2 separate regions of the Homo sapiens genome follow, and region 1 is linked to region 2. The links are chromatin loops, found by intact Hi-C in ENCODE. Cell type or tissue: IMR-90. All regions are shown on one strand. Each heading gives the region's core, and the rest is flanking DNA. Links, peaks and the distances in the headings are about the cores only. Region 1 overlaps QTMAN (queuosine-tRNA mannosyltransferase). Region 2 overlaps QTMAN (queuosine-tRNA mannosyltransferase).

Region 1 (15,967 bases), core at 2,521-10,520, 120 kb before region 2:
TATATATTTGTGTAGATAGACACAACCATACATATATATTAATTTTTTAGTTAATACAATTTCTGAAAAAGCAATTGCTGATTTATAAACAGAATGAGGATAGCACATAGGATAATATAATATCAAAATAATAGAGCATGAAATGTGCACATGGGAGAAATGTTTAGGTAAAAACAGATTTATAGATCAGTATCTGGAGGTATAGATAATGGATGCTAAGTGGCTAGTAGCCTGTTATAAAGGATGGATGGTGAGTATTTTCATGTCTTTTGCATTTTACCACAGATGAAATTTATGTGGCTTATTTGTAAGTTTGATTTGGGTCTATCTAACTTTTGGAGTTTAATTGAAATTTTATTGTAAACTTTGCTTTGCAATGTGCAGAATGGGTACTGGGACAGAGACTTTTTCTGACCTATATTTTTTCAGTTGAAAACTGCCTTGGGAGTCATTGTGTATCACAAAAGCCACCCACTTATTTCCATCTTGCCCTACATGGCACTGGTTTGAAGTAGTGAAATACATTTAGTGAGGTAACATAAAGGTCTCAAGTTGTGAAAGTGCAAATTTGTAAATATATAGGATTCTTAATCTCTCTTTTTTTTTTTTTTGGCTTTTTGAATTCTAAGATTCTTAGTTTTTTAATCTATTGTTTATATTACCTGGTTTTTATTTTATTTTATTTTTGTAGTTTATTATTTTTTTTTAATAGACCGAGTCTCACCTTGCTGCCCAGGTTGGTCTTGAACTCCTCGGCCCAAGTGATCCTCCTGCCTCAGCATCTCAAAGTGCTGGGATTAGTGGCCTGAGCCACTGTGCCCGGCCTGTGGTTTTGCTATGTGAGAAAGAAAAAACTTCCTACCTTGATAGCACAGTATAAAACAGTGGTTGTGACAGTGCTGCTAACTTGTATAAAGTTTAGGATTATGATTGGTTTTAAATTTTATAATTCCTGTTTTTCTCTTTTTCTAAGAATTGGTGTCAAAAAAGATACACTTTTTTCCCCAAAGTAATGTGAAAAATTTGCATTGTCCCGTGTTGTTTTCACCTATTAAGTGAGCAGACTGTTTGCCTTTACCCAGAGGGGTTCTGAACACTCTCGAGTCTGCAGAAATCATGTTGGTAGCCTGGAATGATATTAATAATTTTCTGTCTGTCCTGTGGCATCAATTTATCATTCCATATGTCCTTAATGTGACCAGGTATGTGGCATTTGCTTGCTCTTTTTCCTTGTGGAAGTTTATTTCTAAGTGACCCATTTAAAAATCCCTTCAGTTTGGGACTGTGCACCTCAGGTGAACACCACTTGCCTATCTCAAGAAGGCACAGCCTAGGAGTTTGTTTTCCAGTGCAGTGATTTGTGTAGTGCCCTGATGTGGTGTTCATAAGGCATTCTTTCTTTTCTTTTTTCTTTTGAGGTGGAGTCTCACTCTGTTGCCCAGCCTGGAGTGCAGTGGCGCAATCTTGGCTCACTGCAACCTCCACCTCCCAGGTTCAAGCGATTCTCCTGCCTCAGCCTCCCAAGTAGCTGGGACTACAGGCACGCGCCACCACGCCCAGCTAATTTTTGTATTTTTAGTAGAGACGGGGTTTCACCATGTTGGCCAGGATGGTCTTGATCTCCTGACCTCGTGATCCACCCGCCTCATCCTCCCAAAGTGCTGGGATTACAGGCGTGAGCCACTGCACCCGGCATACATAAGACATTCAATTGAACAGTGCATTATTTGACAGAGCAGTTGCCTATCATTTATGTTCAAGAAGTGCACACAATATATTCAGGACTGACACAACTGTCCAGTAGCACTTCATTTCTGGTTCTGTCTCAAATCACTGCTACCTATGGACATTTGGCTATGTTTGTTGAAAAGATGAGCTCTTGCCGAAAACAGTACTGTCTGAGGTTGGAAATCTAAAATGCTGCTGTTAGCTGATTGCAAAAACATAAAACACATCAACAGTTTTGGCAGTAGAATTAAATGTGTGAATGAATTGAATAAAAGGTGAAAACAGCACTTCTCTCTTAGCCATGGTTCTATGCAATTGGGGCCATTAAACACAGTTTATAGAGTCCTATCACTACTTCTTTGTAAGGGCTACAGTGACCTCAAGTTCCCTTTGTGTTTCTCTTTCTTTTCCACAAACATCTATATTAAAAAAGGAATCCATTAAATAAAACTTCTGAAAGTGCCTTATAAGATCAAAACACATCCAAGGAGCCAATACTTGAGACCTTGAAAAGAAATTAAACATTAAATTTGGGTTATTCCCATGCTTAATTAAAGTAGAATGAGTTGGATATAGAAGTATATCTTGTCATGTAATCAGAAAAAGTGACGCTTTTAACATGTGAGTGCGTGTTACGACCCAGATTAGCTATGTAGCATTCTCTTAAAAATTCACCCTTTCTTATTCTCGATTTCTCCTAATATGTACACATGTTCTGACTTCCCATACATCCAGCATCTTTGGTGACTTCATTTCCCGTAAACTTTATTACCTTTCACAAGTTTCATGTAGAATTTTTTCTGCTTAGATGAGTAAGGTAGAATCAGTGAGAAAGCTCTAGATTGTAACTATCAATTATAATACTAATTACAAAACTTATTCCGTATTGCTTACCTCCTCAAAAGTTAATTGCGCTTTCCAACCTCAAATGTTGGCAAAACTTGAGCTTTTCACTCTTTGCAACATAGCATATGTCAAAAATAGCTGTACTTCAAGGAGGAAACTAAGGCAGAAGTGATTGGATAATTTAGTTGTGTCACAGAGAGTTAAACGTCTTTTTTATTGAGGTAATGATCATCATTTATGATGGCTGGTTCTGTGCTCATCTGTAGCCTCTGACACATTTTTGGAGAACATTACTAATACTCTGGATATAATCTAAAGTGTTTGCTATAGTGAAAAGATCTCCAGCCTGGTGGTTGGAGTTGCAGCAGTGTTACTAACTGTCTGCGTGTGGTCAAGCCCCTCATTTAACCTTTTACGGCCTTAGTGTCTGAATCTGTAAAATGAAATCATTGAGCTGGATTATATCTCAAGTTCCTCTAAGTTTCAAAATTCTGTCATTTTATATTTCTAATTAGAAGCTTGGCTTTATCACAGTTACGCAAGATTAGAAAATATATGAAGTCCAAAAGTTATTGTTTATCTTTAATCATCCCAAGTAGTAAAGCTCAAATATTTTTCAGTTTTAGAAAAATGATTTTTAAATGAGCTTGGAAAGTGCTCTGTGTTCTTTAGTTTGCATAGCTAGAACAGAAGAGAGAGGAAAGTAGATTTAATAAAATCAGTCACAGGTTAATATGATTTTTAACTTTTGCTTTTCAAAAAATCTTCATGTAAATTACATATTTCAGTGTGTTATTATGTAACATTAGTTTTGTAATTAGTTATCTGTAGCCAAAATTAAAAATAGGTGTGACCCCTCCTTCTCAACCCTGCTCCTAAATTCTTAAAATCAATCATGTCAGTATTTTAACTCATGCAATTTTATAATTGTTTATATTTACATTGAAATAAGAGATTCATATCCCCTTTTGGCTCATAATTCATCATTGTGTGGTTGGTTGTTCAACAAATCAAATAGGAGCATGTTCTCTTTATTGCTATTTGGTATACTCAAGAGTGAGTCCTGGACTAGGTGGCAGGGACCTGGTTACTTCCCAGCTCTGCTATTAACTACCCATGTGACTGGATAAAGTATTTAATCAGTAATGGAGCTTCAGCCTCCTCATTTGTAGAATGGGATGATATACCCTCTTCCTGCATAGGGCACAATGCCTTGCGGAGTCCATGAGTTTAATAAATGTACGTTTCACTCAACACAACTGAGTTGTGGAATTTTTGTCCTAAGTTCTCCCCATCAAGGTTGGGAGTTGGGGGATATGATTCGAAGGAAATAATTGTTTGGCAGTCTTTTTTGTATGTTAACTTTAATTTCTCCCTCCAAATAAGATGGTAGCTTTTGAACCGTTATTTAGCTAAGCAAACATTTTTTCAAACGTTATGTTATCAGAAGTAGAGCTGATTTTGTTGGAGCAGGAGGGGAGACCCTACCAGGTTGCTTTCTCCTGCCCACTCATGTCTTTCTGTAAACCCAGAAAGGGCTATGCAGAACTTCTTGGGCTCTGTAAACAAACTTTTTGAAAACGATCGTGGATCCATAATTGCACAAAATTATTTGTTCAAAAGGACATAATGAATATTTAGAATGACTCCCTTGAAGTTGATCCAAAACTTCTTGTCATGATATGACTTGGGCTGGAATATAATTCCATTGCATCACCTTTCTTTCACAGGAGAGTAAAACAGATTGCTTGCCAAATCTATGTTAATCAGCATTTTTGTTATAATTGCCAGGATATTCAGTTTACAGAAATAAATAAATATATATGATATATATATAAATATATAAAATATATATATGTTTAATCCTTAAAGGTCTTAGTTCACATTTTTATAGTGAGTGAGAAGTATGTTGGGTGACAATATATAGCTGTCCATTTTGATTGGCTATGTTGTTATCAAGTTGCAATTTCCAATTAGCTTAAAAAGATCAGATAATTTATGCATACAGTGCTGTTTGACGTGAATAAAGGTTATCCCTCTCACAGACCTCACCCAGGGAAATCAGTTTTAATGGCTACTCATTTGAGTCTAAGCAAAGGTAGAGAAATATGGCCACAGAGCAAAACTTGTAACATAAAATCCCCCTGTGTCTGCTTCAAGATGTCCCAACTAAGTTTTAAGCTCCTTAGGAGTCAAGATCTTTGCAGGAATAATAAAGTGTAAGTGTAGTCTATGCTCACTAAATTTAAGTCTTGTCTTTAACTCTTTTAAACTCTACGAAAGTATTTTCTAGAATGAAAAGCCTGTTATTAAGCCAGACAAAGACCCTAAGCCTGTCATGTACATGCTGAGCACTCTCAAGTTAAAGGAACCTTGTGAAGGCGTTTGGCCTGGCTCTCTGTTGTCTGATTCTGTGTTGTGGATTTCTGTCAAGGTTTTGAGGACAGGCCCCTTTCTCAAGGAGTGGTGCAATTCCTGCTTAGCTTCTAAACAGACTTGCTTCTTGCTGCCCTGCCTGACTTAGAACTGTGTTCTGCCTTGCAGTTGACATCAACTGGTTGAATGACCTTGGACAAGTCAAGTTACTAAAACTCTCTGAGTCTTAGTAAATGAGAAGACGGACTAAGTGCTCGAATCTAGTTTTAAAATTCTGTGAGTCTTCAAGATAGCCTATGTAACTGAAAATATGTATCCTATCTTTTGAATTGTGCTGGTAAGAAAGTAAGATTGTCTTTACACAGACACATACACTCTGACACTCCTTTACACTGGGATTTGCTACAGTGAAACCAAAAAAATTAGAGATATAAGTTATAGGGAAAATGTGAAATACACCTCTTTTCTGCTTTTTTTCTGGGCATCGGATTCCTATTTTTCCTCCACATAAAACTGACTGAGCATAAGCAAAGTAAATACTAAGTCTCATTCTTGATCATTCACAGCTTGAACTTGGATTGAAGTTGCTTGCTCTCTGATCCAGAGTTTTTGGATGCATGGCTTTTCGTGTGAGCAAAGAAATAAACATACTAAAAAGGTTGTAGAAAATTGTAGATTTAGTAGAATCTCTGAGATGATTTACTCTGGGGCTAGGTTTAGAATGGCAAACAGATGCAAAGCTTTTTCTGGCCTTAATTTTTGAGTTGGCTTTATTCTTGTCTACAAGAGGCCTAGATTCTTGCTGTTCTCCTCACCCCTCCCTTTTTTGTGCACTTCTAAGATTTAAGAGTGTGATATGTCTGAAAAAGATTTGTTTGATTAGAAGAAAGTATGCCCAGAGAATATTGCCATATTATCTTGTATGATTCATTTTATTAACTTGCCACCATCCAAGGCAGGAGGACAGAGTATAGAATTTGACATAGGCAACATTCAGCCTCCCAGAAATTTAGAGAAGATGTTGGGCCTTTCATCTCCGCTAGATGGCCATTGAGATGAAGGCTTTTCCTGGGAGGAGGTCCAAAATCATCTCAGATGTGTAGGTTTTGGAGATGATTCAAAAGGGCTGCTTCGTGGAACGTGAGACATTCCCAAGGTCAAATCAGTTTATTTAGGCATGATTATCAGTAAACTACATGAAAAGAAAAGCGAGTATCCATTTCTGTTAACTTTAGCCTTTTCTGAAACCATGTGCCCAATCTAAAAAAGGGTAGTGGTTGTGAAATATAAAATTCCATGTGTTTTTGCATAATCGGGATTAATTTTAAATAATTCATCACATAATTTACACAATAAAAAAACCAAGTTTTCTTTTAAAAATTAGCGTATTGTTGAGATAAACATCCCCAACCCCTATCCCCCTCGAAACTCTATTTTGTTCCTAAGACTGATATTCCTTCAAAGGGCAAAATGTTCCCATGTTATTTATTCCAATGGAGTAAGAAAAAAAAAAAAAACAGTGGCAGTATGTTTATTTTAGTAAGGTTTTTTAAAGCATTTTATGTCCTTTTAACAATGTTTTATTTGTTTTATTGTAGATTTTTGATCCTCTGTCCCATACCTGCTATTAAATGAAACTATATAGCTTTAAGCTAAGCACTTTCACAAAGCCCTGTAAATAACAACCCTCTTTTCTCATTTAAAGCCAGCAGGACATCCCATCATGACTACCTCTTAATTAGATGATATTTTGATCTGTGTTCCTATTCATTAATGCTTTGTTTTCTAGTGTCATGTCATGGTACGGTTTACTCACTAATACAGTTTTGTGACATATTCCTACAAGAGCTGGACCAGAGGAGTCCCGGTTTGGCTCAGGGTTTCTGATATATTGCTTGACATAATTTCCAGATTGATATATGGGTTAAATTACATAATACTGGAAACGTATAATTTTAAGAAATAATCTTTAACAAAAGTCATGTTATATAGTAGAAAAAGATTGACTTTAATACATTGATTATCTAACTTCCAAAACATTTTTACTCCATTTGCTCTCCCTGAGATGGTCTATTGTGTTAACACAGCTCACTGTGCTGCTGGTTCTGCAGTTTTGTGCTTGGTATTTTTTTGCTAATATTTAATGCAGTGCATTTTATGTTCTTCCTTTTATTTCATTTTATGTTGTATTGTGTTATGTATTTCACTGCTGGATCTAAATTGGGGAAGGGAATCCTGCTTTGTCCTTGTACTATAATGAAGATAGAGTTTGTTAATATAAATGTAAACTGCTGTCTTAGGTGCATCATCACATGAAGACTGTTTCATAATTGAATATGTTGGTACTAGATACATTTAGAAAATTAGAGTCCCTAAACACCTACTCACAGAGAGAGATGAACTTAATGGTTTGTTGTATACAGTTTCATTTAAAAATATTTTAGAAGAATGACTTATTTGTAAGAATATGTAGAGTGCAAAGTAATGATGGTAACAGTGGAACAGTTAAAGGAAAAATATATGTAGCAATTACATTCAACATTTATTAGGATCTTTGTTCTTAGAAAGTTAGATATTTTTGAGAATTTCAAAATATGGGTGGTAAAATTAGATTAGATTGAGAGGGAGAAATAAGTTTCCAGAAGCACGTTAAGGACACATTACCTACTTTAGTAAACATAACTATAAAGTGTATTGCTTTTTATTAAATTATCTGCCTTCACAGAGCAATAATATTTTTTAATGTATAGCGTTAAAAATGATGGGATGACAGCAATTTCAAATCCATTTTCCTCATTTTTCTAAGTGAAATGGGGAAATATATATGAATATATCTTCAATTAAGAATGGAAAAGATTATTTTAAATAATGCAGCTGCAAAAAATAAGTGTCCAATGAGAAATGTGTGCAAAATGCTAATGATTAATGCTGTGTTGCTGAAGTTCTTATTTGTCAATATCTAAATGTTTAACGTTGGAAAGAATATTTCAAAAGCATGAAATATTTGGAGCATAAAGGTACTGTACCCAAATATCTTCTTATAATCATTTCAAAATTTATTTGAGCAGCTCTGGCTTCTTCAGGCTTGAAAAAAGGAAATCAGTCACATTTGCACAAAAACAGTATGATCAAACCTGTTATTCTTAATGTTTTTCTGACATAAATGTGTTATGTGATCACTCATGGATATTTCATCAAGAACAAAGCTTTGAGATTATTTTTTTCCCTAGGATATGACATAATGTGACTGGGATTTTTAGGTCACACTATTTCTTTTTCAAAAAATGACCCTGTTTCTTCATCTCTGCAAGATATACATTTCAGAAATGTATTTATTTCAGAAAATAGAGATGTGTTTGAGAATGGAGAAGTCATTGGTTAGAAGGAAGTTGTAGGTGTTTTTTTTTTTTTTTTGTAAAAGATTCCCATAAGACTGACCACAAATTTAAGAAACCAAATCCTGTCGAAGGTAAGCATATGCCCTTTTTAAAACAGTGTTCCCGCAGCCAGTTTTTCTTCAGAAAAATTTTGTCATCAGTACCATCTATGCAATAACAGGAGAAAAGAAAGAGGAAAGAATTGGATGTCAGGATGTGTTGAGCATTTCTATACTTAAACTGTGGTGGTCACTTGGATTTTAGCCGTACTTTCCATATTTAAAACTTGTGAAAAAGAGGGGTTAAAAAGGCTGAATATCTTTGTACCCTAATGAGAGAACGGTTGCAGTAACAGTATCAAAGATAAACCGCTATATTAGGAATACTAAATGATAAAGGGCGATAATATGCCATTCTTGAGACTTCTTGGCTCTTACCTAACACATCAGAAAGTGATTGTTGAATTTTAAATAGCCATACAAATGGATGACATAGAAATTTAACTTTGCTTTGACCTTATTCTAATTCACAAGATGACTGCAAAATGACTTTGTTGCATCTGAATGTATGCTGGATGCTAAATCACTCCAGAGTATAAAATCTTTGTTTTGGCATAATGTTGATGCATAAACATTTGTACCCCATACTAACCCTATAAACATCACAATCCATCAGTACAATTACAAAAAAGATTGTTTGTTTTCACACTTAAAGCAGACATGAAATAGAGTGTCCTTAACTTAATCACCACCTTGATTTACCACATTTGCATATATTTGCATATTAATTGGACTACAGATTAAAATTGGTTTTGTAATTTTAATTAAGTGTCCACAAAGGTAAATGATTAGAACTGTTTAAAATACATTCTGACATAAATAGCAGTAAAAGCTTTTGTGATGATGTTTTTGTGGAATTACATTCAGAAAGTGGCCTTTTTATGATAGTAATTTTAATCTTAAATAGAATTATACAGTCAAACAGAACTGTGGATTCATAATCATTTTTTTCAAGTTTCATTTAATATTTTGCTGATTTGCAGCACTTGATGAAAATGTACTGTAGGTTTAGCTGATTGCAAAATTAGGCCTTTAGAGCTGATAAAGTGAGGGTTTAAACCCGCAGTCTTTAGATGCCTGTCATACATACTTGAAGTAGATGTCTCATTTCATGTGTGCGTGCACAAGTATGTGTGTGTGTATGTGTGTATGTTTTAGTGGAATCAACTCATATAACCCTTTTAATGATATACCCTTTAAAAAGAGAATCATCTTAAGGGACCATCATATTCCCAGTTTAAATTAGGGAACATATAAAATGTTTAAAGGTCTCTTTGGCATATTATCCTGGTACCCAGAAGAACTGTCCTAATGTTGACATAGGCCAAAATGTGCTGACTTAATAACAGGTCATCCTCCCTGGTGCTTTCCCTTTGGGGGTGGCACTCACCACATGAACAAGATAATTGTTGGGGAAAAAGCACTTCCCCCACCTCAAAACCTGAGATACTAACGTGTGGCATGTGCTTTCTGTTATACCAGACAGAAAATTGGTTTTACCAGAAGGTTACTGGATGCCTAGCACCCCCTTCTTCCAGCTGGCATTTTCCTGTTTGAATCATTTTAAATGTTGGATGCTGAAACCCTCCCCACTCCCAGCTGCCACCTTCTTCTCTGGCGGTACCCTAGACACAGCTCCCTAATGCTTCCTTGCACCCAGCTGCTTCTCTGCCTGGCTCCTGGCTATTTATAATGTGATGGGATAAATAATCCTTTTTCTACTAGTCACCTCCAAACAACTCTTAATTGGATTTCTTTTATATGCTATGATGTCCCTAAGTGTGCAGTGAGTGGCATAACCATCAAATTTCTTATTGTCCTCGCTAAATGCTATAGAAGTATGTGTGCATGCACACACCTCCTTGTAAAGCTTATGAAGAGCAAACCAGGTAAACCTTTTGATTCTCCTAAATCAGATGAGGGGAAATAATTTCTTAGAAACAAATCATTATATATTAATTTTTAAGAGCCAATTTAAAAAACCTTAAATTTTGTCCTGATGTACTGTATTAGAAATAGCAAAAGCTTGGAATTTGCCAGGCATAGTTTTAAATCCTAGTCCTTCCATTTCCTAAGCATGCCATTTTGGCAAGATATTATGTCTTTCTGAAGCCTCAGTTTCCTCATCTGTTAAATGGAGATTAAAAAGACCATCAAGAGGTTGTGAGACATAAATAAAATAATGAGTGTAAAAGCATCTAGCCAAGGTGGTAGCAGTGGAATTAGTGAAAAGTGGTCGAATTCAGGATATATTTTGAAGGTAGAACAGACCGAATATGCTGATGAATTAGTTGTGGGGTGTGAGAAAATAAATAGGCGTCAAAGACGAGAGCCAAAGTTTTGGCCTGAGCAACTTGAAGGATAGAGAAGACCATGGTAGAAACAGATTTGGAGGGATTGGATTCAGGCATACTGAGTTTAAAGTACTTTTTAGACATAGAGAAAGCAGTTTGCTCTGATTGGAAACTATTTTGTGCAGTCACCTAGGCTGGAGTGCAGTGGCGAGATCTCAGCTCACTGCAACTTCCGCCTCCCAGGTTCAAGCAATTCTCCTGCCTCAGCCTCCCAAGTAGCTGGAATTACAGGCATGTGCCACCACACCTGGCTCATTTTTGTATTTTTAGTACAGACAGGGTTTCATTATGTTGACCAGGCTGGTCTCGAACTCCTGACCTCAGGTGGTCCACCCACCTCGGCCTCCCAAAGTGCTGGGATTACAGGCGTAAGCCGCTGCGCCTGGCCAGTGCTTGGTCATTTCTTAGGCAGGCTAGATGGACTCAGAATTCCCAAATTGCATTTGAAGAATAGGGGACACCATTTTGAAGTGCTGAAAAATTGGCTAAATGTAATGTTTTGTTGCTGACATTACTTTAAAGGTTTGTGGAGGAGAGATTTAAATGTATTTTATTATCCTCAGTGTTTCTAGTTCTGTTTTCAGGTTCATTTCACTAGTTGAAGCAAAGTTTTTATATGAACATTTTTATTGAGCAATATGATATCCTAGTATGTAGTCCAGAAAGTACAGTAAAAAGCAGAAAGGAAGTACCAAACACTTCCCCTAGCTTTATTGGTTCAAAGATCCTGAATGAAATGCTTATAATAAAAAAAGAAAAAAAAAGAAAAGGAAGAAAGAATGAGAGGAAAGAAAAAGGGAAAAAAAGAACCTTGAAAGGAGTCTACAAGAATCCACAGCATGCAGAAGATATTTTTTTCAACTTTTAAGATTACCATTACCCAATACTCTTCCCAGAACTTACCTCCCCTAACTTTAAACTTGAGAAATCATGCATTAGAGAAGCTGGTCTTCTCAACACCCTGCTCTCATGGCCACCGCCTTTTAAGCTTTGGTTATCTTTGATTCCTGGGACATCTCAACCACTACCCACTCTGACATGTCTCTCTTTCTGGATTGGAGTCTAATGGACAGTATTATTTTATACCACTCTTGAATATTCACACTACACACTAGTATTTTAAGGACTCTGAGAAGTCTTGCAAAAAAAAAAAAAAAAAGTTATTTTCTTTTACCCAATGTCAGAGACATGGCAAGAAACATACAGCACACTTAAACTTATAACTTGAGGAAACTTTAATAGGAGGACTTCTTACAAAGATATGGGCAAAGTTTAAGGAAGGTACCAAGGGATAGTACAATGCTCTGGATCTAGTAACAGTGTTACCACCCCTGGGTCTGAAAGGGCAAGTGGAAGGAGTGGCTACTAGAACTTAAAGAGAGCCAACTGAGTATGCCCATTGTTAGAAAGATACAGCCAACTTATTTGCAAGAAGGAGCAGCAGAATGAATACCTAAAAAATCTCCTACATGTATCTGCAGTTGGCTGAAACCAACCAGAACCAGAGGACAAGGGAGCCCTTTAATGCAGTCCATTTGGGTCAACCTGCTAGGGCACAGAGCAGGGCCAAGAAAGGTAGAGAGTGAATCTATAGAGGCAGACAGAAGATACTCCAGTGTACTTTATGTTTCCCAAATGTTTTTCTCATTAGACCTCACTTTTGGTTTGTTTGTAGGTTTGTTTGGTCTTGATTTGATTTGACACCTGAGAACATCTTCAGGGACATTAGTGTTCGGTAGAGCACAGGTCATAAAATGGGGGCCACTGCAGCTATTGTGCTTGCCTAGCCAAGCAGTTTTGCTTTTCTAAAAATTAAGCTTTGAATGCCTTTGGATGGGACATAAGCTCCCAGCTTTGGCCTTAGCCCACCACATTCTGATATGTTCGGCCATCATGTCAGTGCATTCTTGTTATCTTCCTCACCCCAAGGTCATTTCATGTGTTGGCCCTTGCTCTGGACTCTGCCCCCCTCTCCTCCTCAGTCCCTTATCACATTTGATCTATTCTGGGCTCCCATTTTCATAGGAGCCAGTTTTCCTTGAGGGAATGTAGTCAATCTATGTTGTTAGGAAAATGATTGTTAAAGGCTTAATGTGTCATTTTCCTTGGGGTAACATAGTAACATGGTAGAATTTTAAAAGAATCTTTATGGAATTTTTGCCACAGTTCTCTCTGCCCCTGACAAATTTCAAATGATATGACTTTGTTTTTTGCCTCTCAAACAACATACATGGCATTTTTTATATAAAGCTTGCCCTAATCATTTCTATTTGGCCATTGCTGTGAGCATTCCCTACTTCTATATTGCTAAATAAAGAGAATATGTTCATCTTCCCAGAGCACAGCACACTTTGAGTTCTCCTCAAACGCAGGTTCCTGTGGATAACTAGCCAGAAGAGAAGAGAAACGGCAGGCAGAGCTCACAGGTGAAATCCCAGTACAGGGACCTCCAGGGAGGCTGTATATTATCTTATAATACTCAAATGTCATTCTAGAGAGTAATTTTCTAAATAAGTTTAAGACACAATAATAATTTGAAAGAAATATTCTTTCCATGCAGATTGAATGTAATCAATCTGACTTCTAATGTACAGACCACAGCCCCTGAGCTTCTCAGAATGTAGGTAATGTAGAATGAATGAAATCGAATGCTTCCACCATTTCTCCTTTATCTTTTGCCAGAATCAGCTAGATCTACTGCTTTTATTCTTTCTTCTATAAAATGTGTCTGTTTTTATTTTCTTGCCTTCCTGTTCACTGTGGCTTTGGAATTTGGTTTCCTTCTTAACTAGTCAGTGACTTTGCATTGCTTCTTATGCTTCAATGAAAAATCAGGTGCTGATTTTTCCTTTATTATTTATGCTCGAAGACTGAAAAAGGGACTCTTTTACTGAATTAGTAATGAAAAATTATTTCTATAATAAGGTCAACAAAGCATTATTACTGTAGGTCATTGACCAGGACTCAGAAACGTTTTAATTATAGTATTTTTCTTACAACAATAATGACACTTGGCCTGTGTTAAATTTCCCATTAGCTTCTCTGCCTGATTTTCATTAGGCACACCCAGAATTTGGAGCTTAGATGCTAATTTTCATGGCACTTGAATGTTTTATTCAGATTACTAAAGCACACTGATTCTCTTCCTTGAAGAATTTTGTTGTTAGGGAGTGGTGAGTTCAAGGGATTTTTTGAAAGTATAGAAATAGTTTCAACTCCTCAAGAACTGTCAAGTATTTTTCTTTGTTTTATTTTGTTACTTAGCTTCTAAAATAGCAGTTCTTTAGCTTTTGATGGGCCTTTAAAGCAAAAATGACCTACTCTTAGATATTTTTAATATTCAGAAACAATTTTTTAAGCAACATAAATTGTACACTTACTCATCTTAGACATAAGAATTCCATTGATAAAATTCCAAAGAACTTTATTAATCCATGTTTTCTCTTGATAAGTCAAGTTGATTTTTAAGTAATTGAGGCATTTGTTATATAATGTTTTTAAAAACACAAAGACCATGAAGAAAAATAACAAGAGTCTTTGATGATAGAAAGTTGCAAGTGACAGAAACCTAATTTCAACTGACTCAATCAGTTGAATCAGTTGACTCAATCAATTGACTCAGATCAATCGAATTTTTAAGTGGAGGGAGCTGTAATTTATGATATGAGCTACCTAGGGTTATCATTGGGTCATACATAGCTGGATTAAGGGACTTAATCCAGCCCTGTCATCAGAACTGTGTTTCTCCATTTCTCTCAGGGTTAGTTTTTCTGCATGCTAGACAAGATGGCCTCTTGTTCCAGTCTTACATCGTAACAGCAGGGTAGCCTCATAAATAGAGAGTTTTTTCCCATAGACCTGCCTGACAAAAATATCTCAAAATGACTCTAATTGGCCAAACATCTCTGAATCAATTACTCTAGCCTGGGGCTGGATGGTTACTTGTTTGGCCTCACATGACCTTTCTGAGCCTTTCTCATCCCCTTCTTGAAGGGGAGGGTACAGGAACTGGTTCTGGTCAGGTAGTCCTGAGCCACAAAGAATGAATTTCTCGTACAAAGGAGAGATTCTGTTATTAAGAGTAGAACCATGAAAAAGTTACTCAGCTTTCTTCTAACTTCAGGTCTTCTATGGAAATTGAGGCTACTGATCTCTACCTATCTCAAAACGAAAAATAATACCTAGTTATTGCATTGAAATGTAATTTTTTCATGGTAGTTATAATAAATAAAGTCTGTTGTTAATAAAGTCGACAGAATGATACCATAGTAGTTTATATTTCGGTTTCATAGAGACAAATTAGAAAGCCCTTAGTAAAATGCAGGTTTTTTGTGATCTAATGGTAGAATTGATGAGTAAGCTTAGAAACAGCGTAATAGCTGCTAACATTAAGAACTCACCCATGTCAGGCTCTATTTTAAAAGCTTCTCATGTATTTATTCACTTACTAAAGGTAATATTTATGAGCAAGGGTTCTAGAGTCACACTGCCTGGGTTTGGACCCAGACCTGAGACCTAGGGCAACTACTTAACCCCTTTATGCCTCAGTTTCCTCATCTGTCCAATGGCAGTGAGACAGGAGAATTCCCTGGACCTCTTTGTGGGTATTGTGATGGGTGTCTTGTTTACTCGGCCACTGTGTGCTCAAACGCCTTACGGGAAGGGGAGCACACAGATGAACAGGTGCAGGAGGCGGGGTGAGTGCTTTTGGGCTCCAGCCCCATGGCAGGGTCTAGGGGTGTTACAGTGCTCTTTTAGTCCTAACATCTGGGGATGGCTTAAGTGTTAAACAGCTAGTGAAGAGTCAGTGTGACAGCCTTTTTGGGTTCCTCCACCTAGTGCATCCCAAATTCTTGTCTGGCATCCAGGAAGAATCAGGTCACATGGACTTCAAGGATGGTGAACGCGGGGATTTTACTGAATGATGGAGGTGGCTCTCAGCAGGATGGAAAGCTGGAGAGGGGATGGGGTGGGAAGATAATCTTCCCCTGGAGTTCGGCAATCCCGCAGCCAATCTCCTCTCTAACTGTCCCCAGTCGAACTCCTCTCGATGTTCAGACGCTTCCTCTCTTCCCTCCTTCTCTGCTCTGCCACTCTGCCACTCTTCTGCTCTTGGAGCCTGGGGTTTGGGGTTTATATGGGCACAGGATGGGGGGTGTGGCAGGCCAAATGGTAACATTTGGGCACAAAAACAGGAATGCCTGTTCTCATTTAGGGCCACGGGTCC
Region 2 (15,967 bases), core at 4,588-12,587:
ATCTTCTCCTTCACTCAGCTCCCAGCTCCTGTCTCATTTTCATCAGAGCAGCTATACTAAGGGGGAAATACTAGAAAGGTTCTAGGACACAAATAACATACATCACACTAATATAAAGTTGTAAAATTTTGTCACAAGGAGAGCCTAGCAAAAGGAAAGCTACTAATGTATTGATAAATGTTGAATTATAAGAAGATTAGGCCAGGCACAGTGGCAGAGAGAGACCTTGTTGTCTCAAAAAAACAACAAAAGATAAATACATTGAGATGAAGTTAATGTACTAGTAAGATTGAATAAACTCATTTTTCTCCAGACCATACCATTCCCTAAACCTATTCCTTTTCCTTATAATTTTTTTATCATTATTCATTCCCTAACATATAATTACTTACTGAGTTCCTGTTATGGTCTAGCACCATGTAAAGTATTGTGGATACCAAGAGATGAAGACATGGTTCCTCCCCTCTGGAATCTTACTGGCTCATTAGAAAACAAAAATGTTTATATAATTACATTTTATTATATCACATTCTTGTTTATATTGTAACATTTTAATAATTTTGAATACATTATTTACAATGTTTATGGGCAAACCTTATAGCAGTCTAGTGATTTAACAAGTATTAACCTCCCCAAATTATAGCTGAGGAAATGACGCATATTAGCTCCATTTTAGTAGCATGCATTTGAAGTCGATTCTCAGTAGACAGAGCCATCTTCACATGATTCTTAGAAATGAACACATAGTTACTTTCCCGAGAATATGATTGAGAAAGTTAGTCTTCAAGAATCTGAAATTCAAACTGAAGGCTTCTGTCTCCCAGTCCTTTGCTGAAATAAAGAAAACAACAAAACATAATGGGAAAAGTAAGGAAGATTCAATTAAAGGTAGGCATATAAGCTCCTGACAGAAAAAGAATACATGCTAAATAGAAATGATGGTATCTCTTAAGATAATTTATGAATTTAACAAGACTCCAATTAGGGTGCCAGAATATTACTTTACATATCCTCACAAAGTGGTTCTAAAATCTGAACAAAATAAGTAAATGAAAGGGCAAACTAGCAAAGGAATCATGAAGGAAAACATGTCCTACCAAATTCAGAACATGTATGAAGTGAGAACTTTTCAAAGAGTACCATAGAGATTTAAAATATGAAAGTAAAAAAAAAAAACTAGGCAGAAATGGAGAAGCAGAAATACAACTTGTATATACATTTAAGAGCCCACAAACTTATGATAACACAATTTACTAATACACTTATCCCAGCTCAAAAACAGAGTATTTTTTCTTAGTGAAATCAGTTAATTGAATAAAATAAATGTTTATATGATAAAACAACAAATTATACATTTATAAGTAAAGGTTTGCAATAGCATCAACACATTATTATAAGTACAGTAATCTACTGAATTCTTACTCTGCACCAAGCCAGGGCTAGGCTTTTACTCTGATATCTCATTTTGTATGACAACAATCCCCTTAATAAGTATAATTACTTTCCCCTATGTATAGGTGAGGACACTAAGGCTTTAGTTAAATAACTTGCCTGAGGTCACACAGCTAATAAACAAAAGAGGTGATAATATCAGAAGAAATAAATACTAAATCAAATTTTAGGGGGGAAAACTCTCTAATTTTACCAGTAATGAAGTACATATAAATACAAAAAAAATTATGACCGAGCAGTTGCATTGAACAAAACAATAAAAGTAAAGACTTGTAACTAAGACTAGCCCACTTGTGGGGCAACATCTGCATGTATGGTGATGGTGATGCACATTATTTTTCCTGAACTATATTACTCTACCCTTTGTTTAACTCAGACATTTCACAGGAAATGTATCCCATGGAAATAATTCCAAGAAGGAAAAAAACAAATGACAAAAGTTGTTCTTGCCTCTTTCTCTTCTCTACTGTCCCATAGTGAACAGGTAACTAAGATCCTATTCTTTCTTGATCCCATGCCTCCTTCTGATTCTGTTGGCTCTTTTCCAGTTCTTGCCCTTTTCTTCTGGGCCCTTGACTCCTACAAAGGCTTCAGATTAGTCTCCCAGACTCTGGATACCTTGACACTGAGTTCATCCACTTGCTATTATCAGTGTTCTTTCTAAACCTAGAACATCCAAGAAGATAATCATAATAGTATAACAATAATAAGTGTTTGTGTCAGATTTTCTGCAGGATGAACTTAATTTCCTTTATAGCGGGGGAGGTTCTTCAAAATCTCACCCTAGGCTAGTTCCTCATGAATTCCAGTTATCTTTGCCATTTCCTGAATACAGCTGTGCCCTTACCCACCTCTATGTCTTGTGTTATTTGTTGCTTAAATTCCTTTCTTCCTCCCCATGTAGACACAGTCAAACCCTTTCTCCACCTGGCAAAATCCCAACTCTATACCTTCCTCTTCTCTTTCCTTCCTATTGTTTCATGGCATCTATACTCATTCCATCAGTTGCAAAGCATGTATCACACTGCACCATAGTGATATATATATCACTTATCACTTGGCTGCCATAATAGGGCCATGGTATAACTGACTGGAAGGCACTTTGTAGGTGAAGAGTAGAACTTTTGAAACAGCCCCACAGAAGAGGAGTCTGCAGCACTCCTGGTGGGAGTGCTATCCTGGCCCAGCTTTTATTGATACCCTAACAAGGATGAGGTTCCCATTCAGTACCTGTGAAGCTATCTTTTCCTTTCTCAGGAAAGGCTTATTAACTGGGCTGATACCCTTCCCTCCCAAATGCTCAGAACATTCACCAGCTGCAAGTAACTGGTAACAACTCACTCTCATTCCTCAATGTGTCCTGTGAGAATCCATTTTTTTCTAGGATCACTCCCAGGCATGCCAGTCCCTGGGCTTAAAGTCTACTCCTGCAGCTTCTGTAAGTAGAATAATCTTTTCTACTGAAACCAGAAGATCCATTGCCACTCTTAAGGCAAGATCATTTATCCATCCTACCAGGGAAGACCATGAAGATAATGAGTTCTGGAATACAGCTCCCAAAACATCTCTCAAGAAATTGTTCTCAAAAATTATAAATATGAAAACATCACTGAGGGAAAATGCTCTGTCATTTTCATAAGCTGTCCTCAAAGTTTGAGAAATGTGTACTTGGGAAAGACACAGGAAAATAAATTAATTAATGGAAAAGATCGACATTACTAGACAAATAGGAAATTGGAAACAGACCTTAATTTTGAAAGCCTGTAAAGGCATATGAGATTTAGGGTTGATGGGAGCTCTTAGGATGTAGTTGCTATACTTGGTTTTCAGTTCCTATAGTTGTATATGGTCATGATTTGGAGTGTGGTATGGTCAAAATAATATTTCCCCAGTAAAAGACTATGGGGGAAGGCCTGCTTGTTTTAATATTCCTGTTTCCTGCAATGCCTATCAGAACAGGAGTCTCTGACAGAAAGCAGCACAACAGGGAATGAGTATGAATATCTGGATCCAACTAGTGAGTTTTTCCAGCTATATCTCTCCTTGGCTAAATTGTTACATTTGTGAAATGGAAACCATCAGATATATGCTGCCATGAAATGAACACTGTCCTGGAATTTATAAGGCTCAGGGTCTAGTTCCAGCTCTGCCATTGATTAGCCATGTCACCTCTTTCAGCCTTACTTTACTCATCTGTAAAATAAAGTCATTCCAAAGAAGATAGAACTAGAAGGGACCTTGGAGATTTCTCAGCTTTTAAAATGCAGACTTAAAATTCCCACCCGCAAGGGGATTTTACTTAGTGACGCTTTCTGAAATGTGTATTATGAAACCCGTAAGCATAATAATTATACTTTTTCAATACACTTTGTTTTCTACCTGTATTTTTTTTTTCACTTTTATCATAGGTTCAGGGGGTTACATGTGCAGATTTGTTAAAAAGGTATATTGAAAACACTTTTTATTCCTCACCGTTCTGATGTCTACCTGTGCTGCCAACAGCAATTATTCCAGCTACCCTGGTGTGTGTTTTTTATCCTGTCATTGCCTCTCACTCGTTCTTCACCTTCAAGTATCCTATGGGAGCTTTTATTCTTTCTTGTTGAGTTTATCTTTAGGTCTTTGTGAGGCTGACTAAAAACACTCCTAAAGATGAGCCCATGTATCTCACCTTCTCTTCTGATCTTATCACATTAAGTACAGCCTCATTGTTCTGACTTTCCTGATATGGTTTCAGCTACCTTCCTAGCCTTACTTCAATCCTTGAACATTATATCCTGGACTGTAGCCTAGATTAGTCAGTGTTCCCTGAAGATGGCTCATATCTCACCATCCAGTGCCCCTCCCTCCTCCTTTATTTGTCAAAGCTCAACCCATCTTCCAAGAGTCATCTCACCCACTTTCCCAGGCCTCTCAAACACATGTACTACCTCCTCTCTTTGAATGTCCATGAGATTTTGTTGGCATTTTGCAGTGTACTTATCATACATACTTCAATAATAGAAGGCTCTTGAGAATAATGGCAGTTGTATCTGACACAACCTGATATGACCCAAAGATCCTAGTACAGCTGTGTTTTCAAACTTTTGACCATGATCCACATCAAGATATATATTTACATTGTGGCTCAGTATACCTATTAATGTAGACATATTTATAATTGAAACAAGGCTTTTATAATACATATTCTTACTACATTTGACGCACTCTGATGTTTTCTTTTTCTGATTTAATTTCTTTTTATGCTGCTCTAAATTGATTTCACAACCATTAGCCACAATTGTAAAAAACACCATAATATAGCACACTGCACAAAGTAGGTATACTGTTGTACACATTTAATTAAATTGACTCGGCTTTTTCCAAAATCATTATAGAAATATTACTGATTTGTGAATATATAAAATATATCCATTTTGATATATTTATTTAGATTTTAACTTTACCAAAAAAATATTTTATAACCTCAAAGTATTGCTGCTTTGGTTTTAATTTTACATGATCTGAAAAAGCAAATGCAGTTCATTTTTATGTATTTTTAAAGTAAGAAGATGAAGATATTTAGCTGTACGATAATTATCACTGTAATGACAAAACTCCTGAGATTAATGTATTTGACATACCATAAAATTGCTGTTTATTGAATGCTGAGTATGTTCCACACATTGTGCTAGGTGCTTCATATACATTTCCTTTAACTCTGTGACATTCCTCCAGGATCAGATATTATCTCCACTTTATAAGAATGCCAAATCAAACTGTACCATTTTACTCAGTGAAAATTCTTAGCAATAAACTAAAATCAGGAATTCTGATTTGGTTTTATTATCTTTCTTCCCACAAAGCTCCTTGTAATTTAGCAAGTGTTTTTTTTTTCCACAGTACATTTTAACTGTGTTCAGTGCTTATAAAAAATGTCAGACTGATGGTGTTGAGAATGAAAGTTGTACCAACTGATGAGTTAAGTTTCTTGATGTTCATTTTATGAACTTCATTAACTGAAAAATATAACAGAAAATAATGCTTTACAGTTCATTTTATCATATCTTAAAAGTTACATTGATTCTAGAAAAATAGAACGTTTAGTGTCTAGCTAGATACTAAGGACATAGTTGGTGTTCGATAATTGCTTATTGATTGATTAAACTAGTAAAGGGATATTAACCCTAAATGTTGGATTTAGATGAGGAAACTACTACTTAAAGGGGAAAAAAGATTTCCCTTGGCTTTGTTATTCTCATAGCCTCTTTCCACTGCACAATTGATGATAAGGTGTTGCCCAGACAGACCTGATTTAAGAATTGGTATTTAACTTTATCCCATTGATTATAAAGTGAGTCAGCAAGATTTAAGTGTTGAATAGATTCAAGATACAGTCACCTTTGAGTCAGGTGGAAACGTAAAAAAAAAAAAAAAAAAAAAGAAAGAAAGAAATAAAAATCACCCAAACTCTCTCTCTATAAAATGTTTTTGTCATAAAAGTTCTGTGTATGGAAGAATGTCCACACTCCTGTAGGATGAGAGGGCTCAACCATAGCACAAAGAAGGTTAAAGGGGCATTTACTGAAAGTGACAGTACTCTTTAGGTTCTAGCAACTATTTAAGGGGGGAATTTATCTGGTAATTACATTTCCCCCATAATTGCTGCTTTTACACTATAGATGACTGCACTCAATTTAGGTTGAATTATCTTACCCAAGACCTTGTCGACTGGTGAGTCTCACAAAAATGAGTGTCTTTCTCTATGGTTTTACACGCATGCATACACCTTCCTTCCTAGTTGTAATTTCATGTTTTCATATCTTGAAAACTTTGTATTTTACAATTTCTAAAATTAACCAGGACCAAGCTCTTCTTAACTGCTGCTTGCCTTTATTTCTTCTAGGCTTGTTAGCTTTTCTTGGATTTATTGCCTAAACTCTCATTTTCAGGATATGAAAAAATAAATCCCCGTTGATAGTTATGTCTACATTACTTAGAAAGTGGAAATTATAGATGACACATGAAATATTTATTTCAGATTTCCTTTGAACTAAGCCAATTAGAGCCCCCAAAAGGAACTCTAAATAGTAGTCTGCCCAAAATACTATCTTCTAAATATTTGAACTTTGCCCTTGGGTAGGAATTTCACCTTATCCTTGAAAATTAGATTAAGAAGGAATATTAAGATTTGCTTAAGTGAAATTACATTACTGGTGCATTTATTTTCATTCAAAGGGCTGATGAGCAGGTATCATTTTGACAGTGAGGGGCTTTCTCTCTCTTCTTTCAGAAGACCTCCCGTGGCATTGTCTAAACCTCCCTTCACTCAGCGACACATATTTCTTTGTTATTTCAGAACACTTTGCTTTTTTCACTCCTTCTAAGTGCCTGGAGTGAGCATCATTCATGGATCATTACTTTCCAAAGAAATTTAAGCACGGAATGCCATTTAATTTTTCCGAATGCAGTCCGTCATTAGGAATCTTAGCTGTCACTGCAATGCCATTTTTGGTGTGATGTGTTTGTTGCCTCATTTCTTTTAATTTTATCTCCATTAGCTTAATTCTTTTTTAATATTTTCATCTAACGAACTTTACAGTCCATTTTGTTTCAGTGTCTGCTAAGCGAGTTTTATGAAGCAGACAGTTGGCTTTTCATTTAGGGGGAGGGTGGCGAGGCGGGCCTTTGCTTTTGTCAGCTTTTTTTGGCACCTTAACATTTGGTTCTGCTTCTGTGCCTTGATTATAAAAGCAAACAACTCCAAGAAGTTCGTTAAAATAAGCAGCAGCTAATTAACCTGAACTTCAGATGAGACACTGCTGACATCTCATATCATTTTACACTATATTAAATAGATGAATATCTTTTTCTTGTTTTTAAAAGATATTTTTTCAGAGGCCAAAAAGGCATTGGGATCTTCTGTCTTACACTGGGGCTACTTACCCAGCAAAGATGACTATTTCCAAGTACTGTGCATGGCTGATGTTGTCATCTCAACAGCTAAGCATGAATTCTTTGGAGTGGCAATGTAAGTTCTTTCTGTTTGTGATATGTGATAAAGCAATCTCTAATCAGTTTTACTATGTGTGTTCGCTGTTATTTCAAATAATACATTAAAATTCAGTGATCAAAAGGAATTCAATTGACTATCACCTATTTTGTCTGTACTATACTTTTTGGTGATTGTTAAGGTAATCCAAAGAACTTGTTTCATTTTTCCCCCCACATACAATCGTATAAAGGCATAAGGGCCAGCCTTTCAGATGTCTTCTCAAGAGCCTGAATTAAACTTTCTGTTGTGGAGATGTGAATGAATTCATAATTTTTATTAGAACCTCCTCCCTTGGAACATACTGTGTGGATTCTTATAACTCCCATATATATTACCTGCCAATCAAGACAAAATCCTGAATCTAATATGGTTTTGGGAAAAAAAAATGATTAAATTAATGCATGATGGATGTTAATGTCTTGTGCACATGAACAGTCGATCATGTCCTCCCTATCATCATGGAGGAGGACATGAGGAATAGCAAGGCCCCAGATAAATGAATAAAATGAGCACTGTCTAATGGACTTCAGGTGGATGGGAGTAGCTGCTAAAAAATTTCTGAATGTAAAGCATAATAACATAATGGTCTTTTTCCTTACTGAATCTGACAAAAATTGAATCATTTCTAATAATTTTAAATAGATTGACATAAAACAAGCACATATATATTAAAAATAGGCCTCCATTTTCCTAGCAAATATGTGTATATGTGTAATATATATATAGCATATAATATACATATACAGATATATCTAAGTGTTTCTGTATATGTTTGAGAGAAAGCAGAACACCTCTAAGTCTTTGTCTTCTGACTTTAAAGCATGCATCATTGAGTCAAAGCCATTTGACTTACTCTATACCCTTTAGAAATAAATTTCACAAAGGATTACTTTAAAATCTCCTTCAGAATATCACCAAAAATTGTTAGAATCTTGTCAGCCAAACTATTCAAGATAATTTCTAAAGAGGCCTTATTAAAATGTATCCAAAGAACTTTCAAAAAGAGATGAATTCCATTAACTTGCTCTAGAAGAATACTCATCAGATACACAGAAGTTATCCAGGAAAATGCAGATAAATTGGGTATTGTAAATGGAGACACTTAGAAATGTGGCTAATTTTCTTTCTTATCCACTGAAGCAAACACAGGCTCTGAAAAGGACCAGGTACCAGGGTCCCTCCCCACAGCCCTGGGCAGATGGACCACTACCACTCGGCTTCACGCTGGCTCATTTACTTAGTGTTTTGCAATCCTTAATGTGCACAGCTGGCAGCTGAATGCAGGTTTGATACTAACAGTTTAGACATCTTTAGATGTAGCAGATGGAAAATTTTACACAAATAAAGTAGGAGAAAGTGTGCAATTAGGTTTTTATCTGCAGTTATGTGATGCATCCTCTGTTTTAGTTTAGAACATCACCTTAGTGGGTGGTCATGATCTTTTCTTGTATCCAGGCCCTACCTTCTTGACACCACATTTGATGTTGGCTAAATGCCCAAGTACCAAACTTTTGTTTTTGTTGAGTGTGATTGAAATAGGGAATGCAACAATCAGCAAAGCAAAAGGCATACCATCAGTGAGATTGTAACAGTCCAGTACATTATGGTTACATTCCTTGCTAGTTAAGTCACTATGGTAAAATCCTTGGCAGGATTTTTTTCAATAGTTTATTCATGATGTTCATTATTATGAGTTGTAAAGAGTATGAGAATTTCATTTTTAAAATGTCTTATGGAATGTATCACTTTCTTAGATCTTGTAGACATGCTGTGGAAACCATAACATAAAATATGAGTTACTTACAATAACTAATTTTAATCCCATCTGCTAAGTATGACAACATTAGCATTTCCACTTAATTAAAAACACCCTTAAAGCAGCAATGTTTTAATCACTCCATTTTATTTACTCTCCTCCGGTGTCACTTATAATTGTAACTTTTTATTTTTTAATAATGAGGGATTTTTTTTCTCCTTGCATCACACAAAAAAGTGCTGTCGATAATTAGCAGTCTTCTGTTATTAGTAGACTCAGGTGTCACAACTGTGTCTCATCCTCATTACAGTAAAAAATTTCACCTATCAGATTCATTATTGCTAGATAATGCGACTGAGAGCCTTTGCAGGCCCTCCAGAAAAGTAATTCAGCCAAGCAAAATTATCAGCTAATTATATTTAGAATCAAAAGCCCAACAACTATTTGCAGATAAATTGTATGAATTGAAGTGAATAGATCTGAATATTAAGATTCATAGATTTGGCAGATGATTTGTTAATTGGAATAAAAAGGTCATTTACTAGTCTTTTTAACAATAGATCAGTTGGAACTCTGTTATTTAACTGGTAGTGCCTAAGAATTGAAGTGATGAATAATTGTATTATTGTCATGAGATAATTTAAAAAAAATAAAATGAGAAACTTATGGAAATGAATTTTATAAATTGGTTTTAAAATACTATGGCCTATTTAATATATTTTAAAACATAGTCCTCATCTAAGTAATGTATATCATAACAAGTCAAAAATAGAACCAAAAGAGATGGTGGTTTTTTCCTTGATGAATTAGAAATATAACCATGACTAACATAATTTACAAATAGAAGTTGAAATCCAAAATTTGTAAATTTTTTCTTCCTAAATCAAATAATGCCATTTCTATCTTACTGTATTTTAATTAGCAGAGGTTTTTTGGAAACGGCATGGTACATATTCATACGATGACTCAAAATGTAACTTGGCCTGCAATTTTCTTTCGGGGAACAGAATACTCTAATTCAAATCCATTATTAAAAAGCAGATAACATGTGCACTCTCTGAAATGCCTATGACTTCACTCTTTTGATTTTATGTAATTATAAGAGAATGTTCATATGTATTTGCTTTTCGATTGGCACAGCATTTAAAAACTGAATGTCTTTAGATAAAGTGCATATTTTCTTTTGGTCCATAAAGAGTATCACTGGTTTATAAACTCAGAACTTTTGTAAGTGTTTTATAATACAGTCACAGTGTAGTTTATAGCTGTGCTTATAATAAGAATTTCTGTGTGTACCCTATGTATCAAAAAATATGAGGTATTAGTTTGCATTCTGAAATTAATAATTGGTAACCAGAACCTGTGCCTTCCCACTAGATTATTTTGTAACTTCTATCAGTTCTCAAGCAAAACTTTGAACTAAGTATTTTTCCAAAATTTGCAGCTCAAAGTAAATACTTTTCATTTAATTTCACTTAACATAGGAAAATAGGGAAAACATCAGCCACTTAAAAACAGCTTAAGTTTCATGTACTTCGTCACTGTAAATAAACAAGGTAAACACTGACATGACTTCAGAGTACTCTTGGGTTGAAAAAAATCTGCAGTTCAAAATAAATTTCCCCTTTGGTCAACATTTTGGATGCAATTCAAAGTTTCTCATAAAATAAACATATTTTAAAGAGTGTTTTGAATTTCACTGCATAATTTCTAGCCAACAGAAATGACAGTGGTATCTTTAAAGTTGATTATATGTCAGATCAATAGCTATTATGCAGGGCTAACACAGAAGGAAGATGCAATACCTTCCTTCTGCTTAACCCTTCTACTGTGACGTAAAGAAAAACTTCCCATAGGTGGGTCAATGGGGAAATCCTCTCACAAAGTGAAACTTTCATGTTTGTTTGTTTAATAATACAAGCATTCTTTGCTGATAAAATGGAAAGTGAGCTGAATTTTTAGTCAAGAAAGCAAAATGTTCATTAAAGTAATCTTCATGAGAGTTTTTCAACAAAAGGGGGAAGAGTTTTACATTCTGCATAATAACAAATTGTTTTGAAGCATGAGCTTAAAATGAAAATGCCCCATTACAACAGATTGTAAATTTTTTTCTGATGCTTTTAAAAGTTCCTCAATCTTTTCTACAGCGACAGTGCTAAAGTTAAGTATTTGCTATTTTATTTAAACATTTTTGAAAAATGAACATTCTGAGGCTTTGCAGCATTATTAAGAAAAGCTGTCCATACTTTACCATGTTGTTACATGTGTTTATCTGCTGATTATAAAATGTGTTAAACAGTATTTTAAAAACAAAAAAAAATGCAGAGCTGCGCTTTGATTAATTCAGTGAACAAAACATATGCTGTTGGTTCTGTTCTATGAAATTCATATATGATCAATAAAATCTTTTAAAAGAGCAACTTTGGCTTTTAGAATTATACTGCCGACCATGTTTTTTGTCCCAGTTAACTCTGGGCTCATTCAGTTAACTTAGGCAAACAAAACCACTTTCTGGCTATGATGGTAATGTCTTTTTAATATATTCTTACCCTCTTTCTAAAATTTTTCTAGGTTGGAAGCTGTGTACTGTGGGTGTTACCCACTTTGTCCTAAAGATTTGGTTTATCCCGAAATATTTCCAGGTAGCTGCTTTAATGTACATTCATCTTTATTGAGATTTAATATATGATTCATGCTAAATTAGAAAGTTTGAAAATAAACTTAGGCAGGAGCAATTGTTTATTTGGCAAGTCAACATGTTAGTGTTAAGGAAAATTTTATGTGTTTTAATACATTAGAGTAAGCTTATATTTACCATCTGTTCTTTTAAGATAACAAAAAAGCAAGTTTTCAAATAACATTCTTCATTGTTAGCATACACATCCCATAATGATGGATTTTTATAAGCAGGTCAGTGTTGCTGCAATTGCTTACAGATTTTTTTTAATGATACACACAGAAAAATCAGGGACTGAAAGTCACACCAAATTATTTAAACAATTGACTAGTTAATAATATGCAACTGTTGTACGGGTACATAAGGCTATAGTACCAGTTCTTTGAAAAAAATCTCATCACTAAGTATATCACATATGCATTGTGTTACATTAGAATAATGTATTTTAATCACCCAAAGGAGATGTCTAAACAGCACAACTACACAGTCTTATTTAGCATTAAACATCCTTGTGAGCTGAGGTAACCTTATAAAATCATGCTTAAATAATGTAAAACACGAGGCGGCACAGAGCAATATGCATTTTTAATTAGTAAAGTGACTAATATCGAGTGTGTGCTTTGAGGTTTTTGTTTCATTAAAAATGTATCTGTTTTTCCTGCAGCTGAATATCTGTATTCTACACCTGAACAGCTTTCAAAAAGGCTCCAGAATTTCTGCAAGAGACCAGATATTATAAGAAAACATCTCTATAAGGTAGTTATTGAGAAGAGATTTACATGGTATAAATGCCATATTGAAGTACAAAGAAAAATCTTAAAAAAAAACATTTAATTAACATACTAATGTTTAAAGGAAACATGCTAGGGAGGGATATTAGTTGTTACACTAACAAGGATTAATTAAACTGGATGCCAGTTGTATTAACCTAGGTCTTATGAAATACGTGCACTTAATGCACAGTACATGCTTTTTTAAAATTTACTGTTTTCTAAGATGACTGTCCTTTACATTTAGCCCCTAGAGGCTTATAAAAATGAACCTGAATTAATGTAACTCATTAGTTTAAAAGGAAGTAAAGGAAAGATTCTACAATTATACTAATGAGGATAAGCCTTTCTTCCCATCATAATGAAATCTTTAGTCCTCAAAAATTCAGGTGAATGACATTAGTGAAGTTTGGTGTTCATTTTTGAACTACTTGAAAGGTGATTTTTAAGAATTGAATATTTCTCGCGTCCAGTTTAATAAAAATGACATAAAAAATCCTCAGTTTCTTTAGAATAAGAATGTCAGTCTCATCTCTGAATGGCAAAGGGAAAATAGTGTAAACAGCATCATCATTCACTACCCTCATTCGTTATCTTCTTTTCTTTATTTGAATCAAGAATTTTACATTGTTGAAATAACAACACAAAGAGGCCCTACTAAAAGTCTAAGTAATTGAACTAGGATAAATCTGCTTTATGAGTTTTGAAGGTGGCTCTAGGCCATAAGTAATATACCTTTTTATATTCTTCGAATGTAGCATCTTCATTTTACATAACTCCAGTATAGTTTACATCTAGCAGTTTTATAATCTAACATATTTTAATTTTCCTATGTTAATATATAACCTTCTACATGAAATACAGTTCTCTGCCTTTTTTTTTCTCCCTTCCCTGTTCGTAGCCTAAAATACATATTTACATAGTGATACATCAAAACATGACTTTGTTTCTACAGGAAACAGTTAAACTTCAAGAAAAAGAGAGAGAACCAAAAATGCAATTTAACACCCAATTTCAAGCTCATTATCTTTCATTGTCTATTAACTTGGCAATGGTTCAGAAGGTAGCTCATAATAGTTTAAAATGCTGACTGAACAGTTCCAGCTTCAGTATTACTCCTTGAGTCAATAGTATTGTATTGTATACATGGGAAGCTCCACAGAGAAAACAGTCGTTCAAGATTTACCTCAATATTTCCTAATTTTTAAAGTTCAGTAGTAGTTTTGTTTGTATGAAATATCAATCAAATAGTTTCCCATGTGATAGACTGTCAAAATATGCAGATAATGAAAATTGAGGAAATATAAGTATTAGTACAAATGAATTAATTTTTTATATATGACACAAAGCTATTTTCAGTGAGTTCTCTGTCAGATTATTGATTTTTTCCCTCTTTGGATGAATTTTTGGTAAAGTATTTGTAAATGTGTTTCCACCATCAAAATTTATCAGTTTGTAACATTGCTTAACCCTGTTATTCTGCATCTGCAAATTTTAAACCTCTGCAAATTTTTAACCATTTCAAAAGTCACTGCAAAAAGTTGCCTCTAGTAAGAAAAGAAAGCAGATGTCCAGTTGAAATATTTTCATTCAGCTACTGCCATAACATAGCTATAATTATTTATTTTACAAACAGCTTCTGAAAAAAAGAATGGCAGCTTAGTGGTATGTTGTTAATATACCAAATTGTTCCTCACACAGTTTAAATGATAACCTATATCTTAAATGTTATTTCATTGAGCTGTTACATGTTAGTACTTAAATATATTTTAGTTCATACACCATAAAAACCTGCATCTCAAAGTTTTATAAATTAGTAATTCATGCAAAAGCATTTATAAGAGCTTATTTATATAATTCATTTTTAAGCATCGTCTACCATGGATTTTTCTCTTATAAATCTGTAACACATTTTCACATTTGCCTTCATCCATAGTGCTTAGTGATATTGTCTAAAAATTAATTTCAAAAATTAATAAATTAGTCAAATTTTAAGTAATCAAGAGCTTTATGATACAATTATTAGGAAAAACTGGCATGTTGCAAGGTATAGAGTTAAAAGCACAGGAAGGACCACAGATTTAGTTTGTGTGTTGTTATAGGATTTAAAGCTAAAACAGAAAAAAAAATGCCTTCTAAACCTTTATAATAATGATACAACAAGTTATTGTAATTTTTTATCTTGTGTTTTATAAATAGACACATTTTCAGGTAACATTTGCTTTTACTAAATACTAGAGAATTAGCATTTTAGCTTTTACCTACTTTTCTTATGCAGTCGGAGAGGATCTTTTGTGAGTACTGTGAAAAGAATGTTGGGAGTTATTTTTAGATTTATTTCATTGGACAGTGCTGTTTTGCTTTTATAAAACATATGCTTCTAAGATCTAAAAGGATAGAATGTCACTGAATTCTTTAATTTGTTCCTTTTACATTTTTACACCTTACTCTTTTTTTGTTGTTAAAAGTTTACATTTTAAAATCATTTCAACTTCTTATCATATAGAGTTCACTTTAGGATAGGATTTTTCATATGGATTCACACTTAGAAATTTAATGACTAGAATAAGGCTACTAACACTTGGCTTTCTTCTCACATCAGACATTATACTTTCAATATGAGTGAGAGTTTGGGGTATAACTTGAAGCAGGATTTGAAACAGAATGCTAGTAAGTGAAAAGCAGAAACAGAATTTACTTTTTTTCTTAAAGTGACTCCTTCTATCGCAGAACACTTGTGTCCATGACTTCCCACCTGAAATAGTTTCAGACCTGAAATGTTTAAATTCCTCATTTGCATGTATGTGTGTACTCGCTCAGTCTCTTTCTCTCTTATACACACACACACACACACGTACACTTGGCTTAGGATTGTTAGAGAAATCCAATACATGCAAAAATTAAATGTTTCTTAATAATTTTAAAAAACCTAAAACCATTTTTCTTAATTTAAGGAAATATAAAATCACTTCTTACAAAGTTTATGTCTACAGTTGAGTCATTGACTATAAACTTGTATTGTCGAGACATGTACTTTTTCAGGTCAGGCAGATGCACTGGACACATACTTCTCACAGAGATAAAACAGGGAGCTCTTCGATGACTCCTAAGCCTAACTTGAACACAAGTTTCTAGAAGTAATCATAAAAGAATCAGCTAAGGATTGACTCCTTAAACTAACAATAGTTCTTCCTTTCTAACCCAAGCAAGTCTAATACTGTGAAGTTGTATTTTTTTGGCCTCACTTTTATTATATTATGTGAATTTACTTATGGAAA

Evidence for each region. A loop is a pair of places that touch in the nucleus more often than their neighbours do. Peaks named below come from ENCODE experiments on the same cell type or tissue, not always from the same donor. Only the 100,000 strongest peaks of a DNase experiment are listed, where the experiment ranks them.
Region 1: a loop joins it to region 2, with 2.2 times the contacts of the local background. A loop is called at or near these places in 2 of 110 quality-filtered maps.

The regions. Positions count from the first base shown.
Region 1 is chr2:144,061,695-144,077,661 of GRCh38, reverse strand. All of the region lies in intron 6 of QTMAN (queuosine-tRNA mannosyltransferase), which reads left to right. Among named protein-coding and RNA genes, the nearest start is that of QTMAN-AS1, 130 kb to the right of the region's middle. In IMR-90, for the core only: a CTCF peak has its summit at 5,985; a DNase peak (open chromatin) is centred at 6,041.
Region 2 is chr2:143,948,690-143,964,656 of GRCh38, reverse strand. QTMAN (queuosine-tRNA mannosyltransferase) reads left to right here. Exons shown (of 12, transcript NM_001376312.2): 9 at 7,318-7,462; 10 at 11,814-11,884; 11 at 12,584-12,675. QTMAN-AS1 (QTMAN antisense RNA 1) reads right to left here. Exons shown (of 3, transcript NR_110237.1): 3 at 501-831. Among named protein-coding and RNA genes, the nearest start is that of QTMAN-AS1, 20 kb to the right of the region's middle. In IMR-90, for the core only: no CTCF peak of the experiment used is centred there; a DNase peak (open chromatin) is centred at 9,086; H3K27ac peaks cover 818 bases.